Regions from separate parts of the Homo sapiens genome. Here region 2 is linked to region 1. A link is an interaction called in ENCODE POLR2A ChIA-PET data of the cell type or tissue named here. Cell type or tissue: MCF 10A. All regions are shown on one strand.

Region 1 (4,000 bases):
ACCACACCCTGCCATATTGCTCAGCTAGAATTTGAAAGATAACCTGATCTATTCTGCCCTAGATATAGTGTCTATTCCTGACCCTATCAGCTGTGGCCATGGTTGGGCCTGGGCCACAGGAGCCACTGTCCACTCATTGAGCAGTAGATGTAGACCCTGGGAGGAGGGGGCCTTGCCAAGACAAGCTCCTCAAACCTGTCCAAAGCACTCTCTATTTCAATTGCTCTTACTATTTCACACCTTGATTTCTGTAACAACTTTAGGATGGACTTCACTGACCTTAATCTACATCTGACCCAATCTATGCAGTTTATCTCTGTCAAATTGCCTCTTTGAAGGCCACTTTTAACACCCAGCTCAAGAACTGCTCTGCCTTGATTTCACGCTCTCCCTAATCTGATCCTACCTACTCCATTAATATTATTTCCAACTATGCCCTGGTATGAGTTTTCTGAGCCAGTCATTTATTTTCACCATTTCACAGACATGCCTCTAGCCCATTCCCTTGGCACTTACTGTCTCTGAATCTGCCAATGCCCAGCTCAAATACCACCCCCTCCAGCAAGTTTTCCCCATTGCATTGTCCCTCATCTGCCTTTTTTCCTATTCTCTGACTCACTTTCCCTGTAAAACTGAGGCCATGAGGTTTCACTTCCCTCCCAACTCCCTTTCTCTCTTCCCTTTACTCCTACTATACCCTCCAGCCTTGCTCCTCTCTCTAATCTAGCATCTATGTTAGTTACATAGATCTGATGATAGAGAATTCAAAAACAACTTATAAGATTTACATCAGTAAAAGTAGCTTTTATTATTCATTGTTACATTGTACTTTTAATTACGTCACCTGCTTTACCTTGTTTTTCTTTTCCAGAAGACAGAAGAAATTTTATCAGTCCAGTAACCTTGGTATATCAGAAGGAGGGCGTGCTGGCTTCTGGAATTGTAATGTATTCTTTTTTTCAAATTAATTGGTTTAAAGAAAATTCACAATTCCCATTTGTTGCCATTTACTATTATGAGCCATATTTTAGGATGTCAGATCTGTCACATTATTAATTAAAATGGTTTCCTCTTTGGGTACTATTAAAAAGGATTTATTATGAATAGCTTCAAATCTATACAAAATAGAGGGGACGATATAATGAACTACCATATATTACTGCAAACAAACACAAATAGAATTTAAAAATCCATTGCCCTTCCGCAATGAAAAAATACCTAATATCTGTAACCCAATTCCATGCTCATTTCTACACTTAATGTATTAGCTTATCAGACACGAATTTGGAATCCTTTGTCTAAGCTGCAGCTTAGACTCTTGTGAATGCCCATTTAACTTACATGTATCATAATGTTATTGTTGATATTCGAATCAGTATTAATAGCCTCCATTTACTTGGTGCTTGCTTTGTGCCAGGCACCAAGCTAAGTACTTTACTTGTATTATCTTATAGGTCCTTACAACAACCTTATCAAATAGAAACTATTGACATCCTCCTTTTACAGACAAGGAATCTAATCTCACAGAGTTCACCAGCAAGTAATTGGAAGAGTTAGGGCTTGAACATAGGTGTATCAAACTCCAAAGTCTTTGCTGTCATTTATTAGAACTCAGCCTCAGTAAGTAATAAAAGGGGTCAGACCATATTTTTCTTTTTCTTTTCTTTTCTTTTTTTTTTTTTTTTTTTTTTTGAGACGGAGTCTCGCTCTGTCTCCCAGGCTGGAGTACAGTGGCGCGATCTCGGCTCACTGCAAGCTCCAACTCCTGGGTTCACGCCATTCTCCTGCCTCAGCCTCCCGAGTAGCTGGGACTACAGGTGCACACCACCACGCCCTGCTAATTATTGTATTTTTAGTAGAGACGGGGTTTCACCGTGTTATGCAGGATGGTCTTGATCTCCTGACCTCATGATCCGCCCGCCTGGGCCTCCCAAAATGCTGGGATTACAGGCGTGAGCCACTGCGCCCGGCCCAGACCATGTTTTTCCATGCCATTGTAATCAATGTAAACAATGCTAAGGTGTGGAACTGACCTACACTAAAACATAGGTCTAGTTGTAACTATCCCAGATGTTAGCATAGTCCATTTCACTGCCACAGATGACATCTCCAGGACCTTGAGGGTAGCTAGGCAGTGACATCAGGGTGAGAGACATTTTACCCTCAGGAAGCCATCTGGAGCACATACACCTACACTTAGCTCCCCCAACCTTGCAGTGGACTATCCCCTCCTCCTCCTCCATTTAGTCAGCATTTGTGCCTTTTATGACTCTTGTCCTCTTCAAGACCACCCTTGATGTTTGTTTAACCCCCTTTAAAGTAACTATTATAGCATTTGCTCTGGTGAGTGATGGAGAATGGAGATGAGCTCAAAAAAAGCACCTTGCCTGCTTTCCCTTCCAGGGCCCAAGCATTTGAAACCAGCCATCTAAAGTCCCCATGCTTAGTTATAACAGATCTAATCTAGAAAATGATAAATAAATTTCCTCAGAGTGTTTTCACTATTGTAAAAATAACTCAAATTCCTCTTGAGAATAATAAAATTAACCTAAATCTATTCACAACCAGCCAACCAACCAACCCGTTTCTATTGGATACTTGCCATGTTCTACTACTGTGTGAGGAACAGAAAAAGAGGATCCGAAGGGAATAAAAGGCACACTGCCTACCCTTGGGTCATTTAGGGAGATAAGAAATGCACATAATAATGATTAAAGAGCATACAGGAGGGCTAGTGTCCTTTGAAGGAAAGAAACTGCTATACACAAGCCACACAAACTCTACTTCATTTTTCCTACCTCCTGTGCAGTGAAGAATGTAGTAAGAAGAGGGATACTAGAGAAACTCAAAAAAAGGGGAGGTCAGTAAAATTTTAGGTAATTGAAAAATGCATCACAAAAGAGATCAGACTGAAGCTTGACCAGGGAACATAGTTAAAAGTTGTCTAAATAAAGATGAGAGGACAGTGCATCTATGCAAACATAGATGATGATTCCAAATAAGCAGTAGAAGTAATCAATAAGCCTTAGCTTGTCTGATGAGGCAAGTATACTATGCATTGACTAAGACTGATTTTCTATGTTTATCTCACTCATCTCTAGGATGGCTTTGTGTATTCTTTTATTATTAAAGATAGAAGTTACATGATCGAGGATTTTCTTGAGATTGAAAGACCTGTAGAACATATGACATTTTCTCCCAATTATACAGTGTTGCTGATTCAAACAGACAAGGTATGTTGGATGGTAATTTCTTGATATGTGATTTTCAGATAGTATTATTATCATCATTACATGACAGGAATGAGGAGCAGAGTATGCTGCACAGTGGTACTCTACTTGTCAAGACTCTAGGTTGTAAATGAAAAAATACCCAATTTAAAAGGCCTAAATTACAAAGAGCTATTGGTTTATTTTTGTGCATGTAACTGAAAGGGCAAGGAGTGAATCTGAATAAAAGAGCTACCATGATGCCACCAAGCCTTGTTTTTTTCCATCTCTTGGCTCTGTTTCCTCTCTGCTGCCTCCATTTCCATGCAGACTCTCCGCTTATGGTGTTAACAGTTATATGTAGCTCTAGATTATATTTCTGCCTGCTTGATGTCCCTGGTGGAAAGATACCAGCTAGAAAAAAAATCTTGGAATCTAGACTCATTGGACTGACTGAATCACGTGTCTACCCCGGGTCAATCACTTGCACCATAGGAATCCTAAACTCTGATTGGCCAGGCCTAAGTCAAATGCATAGCCTTGGATGCTGGGTAGAGTCAACCCACTTAAATGAGAACTGAGATTGGGGCATAGGTTGTTCTCCAAAGAAAATGTGTGTTCTATAAGAGAAGAAGAAAAATGAATTATTGCAAGATTAAAACAAACATTTACTTCAATTATACTGCTAGGAAGATTCCTAATTAATGGAATGATCTTCAGACATCAAGATTAGCAGATATTTATATTGTTAGACAATCATTTTAGATGAATTGCAAACAAAATTCAATGAC
Region 2 (4,000 bases), 130 kb after region 1:
CTTCCCACAACTCCCCACATTCAGGGGTTGCCCTGAAGACATTAGAACGAAACATAATGTTCTTAAACACCTCCAAATTCATGAAGAAGTACACAGTGAAGTCAGCTAGGGTGTTGGTCTCAGCTGAACTGAGAGACCATGGGGAAGGAGAAATGCAGAGAAACGGAGTGACTTGAGACAAGAGGGCCTGGTCCTCCTTCAACCTCAGACCAGGCCTGGACTGGATCTAATTGTCCAAGGAGAGACATCAACAGCAAAACAACTCATGTTTCAAACGCAGTGCATAACTTCTTTTGGCTCCAAAGAGATATAAACTTATTTTCCAAGCATATGAAACCCATTGTTGTTGCTCATATCTTTTTGCACAGTGGGTCAGATCACACACCTTAAAGCACAAGGATAGAAAAATCAATGTCGAACCTAATTTAATATGCTTAGCCTGTGACAGAGCTTAGACCTTGCCAAGATCCAGAGGTGTCAGTGCATTACATAAGAACTCATCTTTTCTTTGTCTTTTTCTAGTTGTCACTGAAACAGTAACCACAAGACTTACATCCTTACCACCAAGTAAGTAACTACCTCAATAGCTTTCTTTTCAGTAGGTCACATTTGAAGGGCCCCACACCTGTAACCTTTTCCATGGGAGCTCCAAAATTTTTGACATCTTTTTTAACAGCTATATTGACATTAATTTCTATACAACAGAATTCGCCAGTTTGAAGTGTATAATTCAGTGATTGCTAGTATATTTACCAAGTTATGCAGCCATGGTTACAGTCCAATTTTAGAAGATTTCCATGGCTCCACAAAAAGAAGTGACCATTAGCAGTCATTCCTCATTCTCCCTCCTCTCTCCTCAGCCCCTGGAAACCACAAATCTACTGTCTCTGTAGATTTGCCTATTCCAGATGCTAAAATATTGGATATCTGATCTAACCTGAACAAGGATTGGGGGCTACCAGTCAAGCTTCTGGTTGAGGCTACTTTTTTTTCCAGGAGCTCCTATCACTCCTGTAATATTGATCTGAGCCCAAAAGCTACCCCCTGCCCCCGCCTCCAGGGAGCCTAGTTCCCTGGGGATGGGGAGAGCCCACCCACCAGCAGGTGAAGTCGGAGCAGTGATGGGCTGCCAGGTGGAACACCAGCAACACAGAGCTGCCACACGCCCCTCCAGCACTTCTAGTGGCTGCCATGCCTGGGCACTGACCAGGCACTCAGAAAAAGCAAGCCCAACCAGGTCCTGGACTCAAGGAGCTTTCATCGCTCAGCCTTTTCTACTATTTAAAATTTCCTAATATGCAACTTGCTATATTCCACCCAGGAGACTTTTCTTTTAAATCAGGTGGAATACTCACTCTAGATATTTGTATAAAACAAAACAAAACAAAACAAAACAAAACAAAACAAAAAACCAACGAAACTGGAGCATGGCAGCTTGCATCTTATAATGTAGGTGGGAAAGGAACCCCAAACTAAGAAGGTCCTGGTGAAAAACCAGGGAAGCCTTCCACAGGGTGGGGGACCAGGGGATCCTCTGGCCTGACTCCACCCTGAAATTATCACCTGCTTTTGTTCCTGGCAGAAGGCGGGACCAGCAATGGCTATGCTAAAACAGCCTCTCTTGGTGGAGGGAGCCGGCTGGAGAAACAAAGCCTGACTCATGGCAGCAGCGGCTACATAAACTCAAGTGAGTGCCCACTAGTGCAAGAGGTCAGGGAAGAATGGGTGACAAAGAGAGAGACACCAAGAAAGTCCTACACAGGACACAGGGCAGACACAATTTTGAATCAGTGCACAAAAGGGACAATTACAATCACCTGTCATCCATTCCAAATCCCCCTGAGAGTTATCTAAATAACACACAGCTATTGGGCAGCAGGGCTGGAGACCGGGGGTGCAAATTATAAATCATCAGCATTTGAAGCCTACTTAAAATCAGATCCATTTTCATTAAGTCCACAATATAAATAACTATCATTAATTAAGACTTCATGGGTAGGTAGCTATTTCCTCACTAAATCACTCCCTTTAAGCCATCTCTTTAGAGAACAATGTGCACGCCTGAGGGTTTACAATTTGAATTAACAACGAAAGAAACTTAACGATTGGGTTACTGTGCTAAGGGAAGCTGGTGACATGTGATCCCATGCTGTGCAAGATTCCACTGGGCAAGCATCCAACACAGGCCCATTGTTCCCAGTGAAGCACTCTTTCAAACTAAAACAAAACAAAGCAAAGCAAGGCAAAAACAAAACAAAAACAAGAAGCACCCAGATAGCCCCTGAAGCCATTTAAAATACTTGGAAGTAAGACTAAAAAGGAAGCCCCAAGACATTAGAACAGCCAGGTTGACCAAAAGAAACACCTGCCCTTACCTGTTGAGGCACACTTCCACGCTGGATTATATTCTAGTCCATCCAAGCAGTGTCTACAAGAAAAATCCTGCCAAATCCTTTCCATTTCCATGCATGGTAACCATGCACAGGAAGGACGTTCCCAGGCAATAATTCCACCTTTCCATTTGTGAACAGCTGGGGGAATGCTGAGGTGGCCCCTTTCAGCTGTGCCCTCCCGAAGACCCTCCCTGAGTGTACTTGGTTAATATAGCTGGGTCACAGTAGCCATTTGGTTCACCTCTCTGCTGAAGCACTGAGAACTTATGCTTTTTCCCTCTTGCAGCTGGAAGCACACGAGGCCATGCCTCCACCTCTAGTTACAGGAGGGCTCACTCACCTGCCTCCACTCTGCCCAACTCCCCAGGCTCAACCTTTGAAAGGAAAACTCACGTTACCCGCCATGCGTATGAAGGTATCAGTCCCACTAACCATACAAGAGAACCATTCTCTTCCCCAAGCAACTTCACTCATTCTTTGAAGATTTACATGCTGGCCACCTGTGTCTGCCCTTCACCTTTCTCCCCACTCCTCCTTCATTTCTTTTATGGACTTCCATTACTTGAAGACTTCATTCATTCATTCACTACCTCATTTATTTATTCATTCACCCATTTAGTTACTTTTCCAACTAGTATTTTATCCAGTACCTGCTATGCGTTTAACACTGTGTAGAATGCCTTGACGAATGCTTAAATGAATCAGACATAGATCTTGTCTTCAGGACCTGTAGTCTAATAGACAAGTTAAGATGACAGATAAAATACAATTGTATAAAGTAGATGGAGATTATCACTTTAAGCTGAGGAAATCGGGGAAAATTCTATGGAGGAGGGGACATCTGAGCGAGGTCCTCATGACGAGTAAGAGTTTGATACCCAAAGATGGAGAGATGGGACTGTCCAAGCTGTGGGAGCAGCAGCATAAGCAAAGACAGCCAGGAGAGCCCAGGGCTTAAGTCGGAAATTCAGTGGTACTTACGTGCAAAAGGTTTGAGGGACTCAGATTCAGTGCTAGGATAAGATGTTTAGACTTTATTCCATATGCAATGGGAAGCCACAGAGAGTTTTTAGCAAAACAATCATATTTTAGGTCCAGGACTGGAACTCTGGAAGCCATGTGTTGGAAAAATTGGTGAGAAAGAGACTAAACACAGTGACAAGTTAAAAAGAAATCCTCGGTCATCCAGAGAAGGGACATTTTGGCTGGGACCAGGTTGGTAATGATGGAGGTCAGGAGCTAGAAGTGAAAGTTATCACTGAGGTGGAATTGACAGGTTTGGCAATTGATTAAATGTAAGGAGAAGGCTTCACACACAGGTTGGGTTCTTGGTGGTGCCAACAACTGAAACAGGGAATTAGATGGATGACTCCACTTGATGAATCCAGCTAATTCATCCTGAAGCACAGCCACTTGCCCAGCTCTCTGGCGAGGGTAGCAAGCAGGCAGTGGGTGATGCAGGATTTGAGTTCAGGGAAGAAGTCAGGGCCCAGATACCCAGGTGGAAGCCATTCGCAAAGAGGTGTTAGAGGAAGTCAGAAGACTAAAGGAGTTTGCCAAGAAAGAGAGTATAAAAGTTGAAGGAAGCAAAGGAAGGTAAAGCGGAG

The links. Peaks named below come from ENCODE experiments on the same cell type or tissue, not always from the same donor. Only the 100,000 strongest peaks of a DNase experiment are listed, where the experiment ranks them.
Region 2: POLR2A ChIA-PET joins it to region 1 with 5 read pairs; 2 of 35 experiments call an interaction of 5 or more read pairs at or near these places.

Annotation. Positions count from the first base shown.
Region 1 is chr10:104,202,905-104,206,904 of GRCh38, reverse strand. It overlaps CFAP43 (cilia and flagella associated protein 43), which reads left to right. Exons shown (of 38, transcript NM_025145.7): 7 at 875-942; 8 at 3,102-3,233. Among named protein-coding and RNA genes, the nearest start is that of MIR609, 14 kb to the left of the region's middle. In MCF 10A, no CTCF peak of the experiment used is centred here; no DNase peak of the experiment used is centred here.
Region 2 is chr10:104,075,109-104,079,108 of GRCh38, reverse strand. It overlaps COL17A1 (collagen type XVII alpha 1 chain), which reads left to right. Exons shown (of 56, transcript NM_000494.4): 3 at 523-567; 4 at 1,583-1,687; 5 at 2,680-2,808. Among named protein-coding and RNA genes, the nearest start is that of COL17A1, 8.8 kb to the left of the region's middle. In MCF 10A, no CTCF peak of the experiment used is centred here; a DNase peak (open chromatin) is centred at 2,158.